Regions from separate parts of the Homo sapiens genome. Here region 2 is linked to region 1. The links are chromatin contacts, found by Hi-C in ENCODE. All regions are on one chromosome and are shown on one strand. Each heading gives the region's core, a stretch centred on a gene start or an enhancer-like site at or near the end of the contact. The rest is flanking DNA. Distances are from core to core; before and after follow the strand shown.

Region 1 (2,509 bases), core at 5-2,504:
CCTACATTTACATATTATCTTTGGCTATTTTCCTGCTACCATGTCAGAGCTGAGTGGTTAAGGCAGAGTTGAGTAACTAAGACAGAGTTGTGGGCACCATAGGCCCACAAAGCCCACAATGCTCACCATCTGGCCCTTTACAGAGAAAGTTGGCCAACCCCTGTTTTACATAGGTTCTATTAATAATAAATCCTTATTACCAGGAAGTTGGCCAACCCCTGCTTCACATAGGTTCTATTAATAATAAATCCCTATTACCATAAATGTCACTATAACCAAGGCTACCACATAACCAACATTTTCTCCTTGTTCTGGTGGATCGCCTGCTGCACTAAGATGCATTGGTCTCTATAGAGTATATTCCTTAGCCTAGATGCCCAGTAGAATGCACACTGGACAATCTTGCCGAGCAAGTGCTTGCTCCAGTGTCTGTACACTCTCAGCCAAAGCACATGAGTTCTGTGGTCACAGTTACCACATGCTCTTATGTTCCGTTCTTCCAGCAAGAAGTAAATGACCTGAAAGGCAATTAACATCCAATTTTCAAACACAGACACAAGAAACCATACACGTTACCACACACACCAGAAACCGGAACAGCGCCATACACAAAGCCTCCGGCTGCTCGGCAGAACTCACTGTGTACGGAATCCCTTTCTCCTTCCCTTCCATGCAGCACGTTTTTACAGCTCGTTCACTATGCAGTGGCTGCTCATCATTTTCACTTTGCCAGCTCGGATGGATTTGCCTATTACCAACTCCACATAACCAAATTTCACTATAATGTCGTTAACTCATGAGATGTCTTACTTGGAACTGGCCTGTTATATGAATCAAGCATCCCCTTATATACAACCTGGGACAAGTGTTACTCCACAGTAGGCAGCACACAGATGACTGTAACTCAAATTCCAAAGCCCACACAGCTCCAGAAGCAGGGTCTACACTGTGGGAGAACACACCATTTACAACAGTCAACAGGGCTCAACCAAGCCAACCACAATCAGCATTGCAGCCTCTTCAAAGCAGGGGTCAAACTTGACCCCGCTGAGCCAGGATGGGCTGGTTCTTCCTAGTCCCCCTATCCTCCCCCGGCAATCAAAATTTTAAACTAATAAAGGGGGCTCCCAGAACTCAAGGCCATCTACCAGGATTTCAGAAAAATAATTCTAAGCTGATATTTGCAAGTTTACCCACTAGATGGCACTGTAGACTTCCAAACCAGAACTACAAGGAAAACCAATAAGGAGCCTCAGGAACCGGAACCAGGAACTGCCTCCTTTCTGGCGCCCCTCTCTGGCCTGCCTTCCCATGGCTTAGAAAACAGTTCAGATGGCAGAGAAGGCAGCAATGGGTCATGTTCAAACTGTGTATTGGTTTCAAATAAATATCAAACTACATGCATCCAACAAGTATTCACATCACGCTATGTGTACACGAAGCATCATCAAGACAATGGTTAAGAGTCTACAGTATGGAACCAGGCGGGTTGGCTCATGCCTGTAATCCCAGCACTTTGGGAGGCTGAGACCGGAGGATCGCTCAAACCCAGGAGTTCCTGATCAGCCTGGGCAACCTGGTGAGACCCCATCTCTATAAAAAAAAAATTAGCCAGGCATGATGGTGTACACCTGGAGTCCCAGCTACTCGGAAGACTGTGGTGGGAGGAAGGAAGGACAAAGAAAGAAAAAGAGAAGAGGCTGGGTGTGGTGGTTCACGCCTGTAATCCCAGAACTTTGGGAGGCGAGGCGGGTGGATCACCTGAGATCAGGAGTTTGAGATGAGACTGGCCAACATGGTGAAACCTCATCTCTACTAAAAAAAATAAAAAATAACAAATAAAAAAAATTAGCCAGTCTTGGTGGCAAGCGCCTGTAATCCCAGCTACTTGGGAGACTGAGGTCAGGAGAATCACTTGAACCAGGGAGGCGGAGGTTGCAGTGAGCGAGATCGCGCCACTACACTCCAGCCTGGGCGACAGAGTGAGACTCCATCTGAAAAACAAAAAAAGAGAAGAAAAGGGAAGGAAAAGGGAAAGGGAAAAGGAAAGGGAAGGGAAGAGAAAGGGAAAGGAAAGGAAGGGAGAAGGAAGGGAAAGGAAGGGAGAAGGAGAAGGAAGGGAGAGAGAAGGGAAAGGGGAAGGGAGGGAAGGGAGGGGAGGGGAGAGAGAGGGAAAGGAAGGGAGACGGGAGGGAGGGGAAAGGGAGGCCACTAACAGATAAAACTGTCTTTTGGAAACCCTGAAAAAGAAACTCTAAACTAGGATTTGGAATGACTTTGCCTTGGCACCGATGACTGAAAGATGCCTTAACACTGCAAAGAAGGGAATTGTATAAGCAACTGTTTGCCATTCGCTCAAGACAGCTAGTCCAGTGACAATTCCATTTACCACTTACCGTTTCCATTTTCATTTCCATTTTCCATTTACCACTCTCAAGTACCCAGCACTGTGCTAGGGGAGGGGAGGGGAGGAGAGGGGAGGGAAGGGAGAATGAAAGGGAGGGGAGGG
Region 2 (2,509 bases), core at 7-2,506, 730 kb after region 1:
TAACTGAGGGTACATTGTAACTTTGAGTGTGTCCCTCCCGGTTCCACCCAGCCGATGTGTTCTTTAAACTTGTCCCTCCCAACCAGCCTGAGCAATATGCCGGAAGTAAAGAAGAAAGGTGGGGGGGCCCTGCAACTGAGCCCTATCTCAACAGTGGGAGGAGGCCAGTGGTGATGAGCCGTTCCCCTAGCCCAGGCAGCATCGGCCTGAGGAACAGGTGTTGCACTCAGAAACACTGAATATGGGGTCACAGGATCTGACTTTGAGCCTTGGCTCTGCTATTTATCAGCAGGATTTGAAGAAAATCTCTCTGGGCATTGGCATCTCATCTATAAAAGTGGTTTAAGAATGATTACCTTGGCCAGGAGCAGTGGCTCACACCTGTAATCCCAGCACTTTGGGAAGCCAAAGCCGGCATATCACTTGAGGCCAGGAGTTTGAGACCAGCCTGGCCAAGATGGCAAAAACCCATCTCTACTAAAAATATAAAAATTAGCCTGGTGTGGTGACGCATGCCTGTAATCCCAGCTATTTGGGAAGCTGAGGCACGAGAATAGCTTGCGCCCAGAAGGCGGAGGTTGCAGTGAGCCGAGAAAGCGCCACTGCATTGCAGCCTGGGGGACAGAGCGAGACTCTGTCTTAAAATAAAATAAATAAAATAAAATAAAATAGAATGATTACCTCTCAAATAGCGATTACTCTGTTAGAGTTAGAAGACAGTGTGGTGCAGTGGTCAGACCCATGGACTGATGCACAGTCCTGGATTTGAATTATGTTCCCTTGTTCACTAGCTGTGAGGCCCTTGGTCAATTCACTAAATAGAGCTAACCCTCAGCTTCTGACAATAGAGAATGGAACAATACAGAGAGGGTTGTTTGGAGGTTTTTACAGACTCAATGCGTGGTGCACAGTTGGCACCCAATAAGCCTTCTTTGTTAATATTACAGATGTAAGATGCAAAGCACAATGCAAATGCAAACAATTGTGATTATTTTCTAGGTTTAAGGCAAGTGTTGCCAATACATGAAGTGCTTTGCATATAGTAAATGCATAATAAGTCTGTGCTAATTATAGCATCCATAGAAGCAGTTTCGCTCTGGAATGCAGCTCAGAGATTAGTATCATTTGCAATAACTACATTCCAGGCTGCCAGCCCCACAAATTAGACACCAACTAAAGACATGCAGTACATGATTCAGCTGTATCTCAGGGGAGGGCTTCTGATGACAGCCAAAGCCACAAGGGATCCGATCTGAGTACTTTCGATGTGTCAGCAGAAGGCTCTTCCTCTCACAGTGATGATGCACATACTGCTATGTGTAGTATGGGGCACACAGTGTGCTGGGACCTCTCCAGGTCCAGGAGAACATAAAGCTGTCGTGGACTGTCTTGGCCATGAAAACATTCTCCATGTAGGCGTAGCCAAAGTTGAGGGTTCTGGCAGAGGTGATGTGTTCTTTAAAAAATAAAAATTAATTTAAAAAAAAGAAAGAAAAAACAAGGGCTCTCTTTCCTTCCGTGTACTCACTCTTTTGCTGACATCCAAGGGACTTGTTAAGTGGCAAATCAGTATTAAGCACAAGCGTGTGCAAGAGACCCAGGGACTGTGACACAGTTTGGGGTTGGTAGGCGCTTAGAGTTGGGTGGGCAGCAGGCCTTGCATTTAGCCTCACGTCACTGCGACCCTTGGATGGACACTCACAGAGCTCTTGTGTCTTGTTCTGGGTTCACAATCTTCTGTGGACGGGAGGAAATGGAGGTATTCAAAGAATCAAGGAGAAGATGAAAATGTCAAGAAATGCTTTGTAGTAATAAATTGCATAAACGTAAATTATTTAGCCCAACCTAAAGGAAGCTAAACTGAGATTAAATGACATTAACAACAGGCTGTTTTCCATTTCCACTGAGGGAAAAGCAAGTAAGGAAGAGAATTCTCCGAGTGCACAGGGAGCTGGGATGGCGCGTGCCCGTCTATAGGGGCAGCTGGGATGAAACCAGACTGGAGGTATGTTGATCGTTACTGAATCTGGATGAAGATACATGGGGGTTCATTACACTATCCTCTCTGCTTTTGTGAATGTTGATAATTTCCAAAAAGTTAAAACAATGAAAGAAAGATGGCAGCTGCTACTCAACTCCCACCTACAGCTGAAAGGCAGAATGACGGTCTGAAGTTGTCCACACCGATTTGTTTGGAATGATGGATTTTGTCAGTTTTAAACCACTATGTGAAGTCGCTCCACCTTTTCTTATTTGCCACAATGTGTTTCTTCCAACACAAGGGAGGTATTCTTGCTCTCCTTTTGCAGGATCCTCCTTTTGCAGGATTGGGGGACTGAGTGTGCAGACTTTTGTCCCAGTTAATGATTTCATAGCTGCTGCTACTTACAAGCTTATCATGTGTAACGTGGTGTATGTACTATGCTCTTTACCTGCATTGTATCATTTAACCCTCACAACAGTCAGCTCATTATTATCCCTGTTACACAAATGAGGGAACAGAGGCTTT

What was found. A loop is a pair of places that touch in the nucleus more often than their neighbours do. Pooled maps may share reads with other maps.
Region 2: a map with no recorded cell type shows a loop between it and region 1 (14-fold over the local background). The contact joins two enhancer-like sites. A Hi-C loop is called at or near these places in 2 of 37 single-sample maps with no recorded cell type and 3 of 50 pooled maps.

What each region holds. Positions count from the first base shown.
Region 1 is chr11:123,477,281-123,479,789 of GRCh38, reverse strand. All of the region lies in intron 1 of GRAMD1B (GRAM domain containing 1B), which reads right to left. Among named protein-coding and RNA genes, the nearest start is that of GRAMD1B, 48 kb to the right of the region's middle. RefSeq lists an enhancer at 1,075-1,369. Within about 2 kb of position 1,254, at least 5 of the 41 ENCODE cell types and tissues checked have a DNase peak (open chromatin) inside an H3K27ac peak, as active enhancers do.
Region 2 is chr11:122,747,883-122,750,391 of GRCh38, reverse strand. The region is part of intron 1 of UBASH3B (ubiquitin associated and SH3 domain containing B); the gene reads right to left. Among named protein-coding and RNA genes, the nearest start is that of CRTAM, 89 kb to the left of the region's middle. RefSeq lists an enhancer at 1,126-1,175. Within about 2 kb of position 1,256, at least 11 of the 41 ENCODE cell types and tissues checked have a DNase peak (open chromatin) inside an H3K27ac peak, as active enhancers do.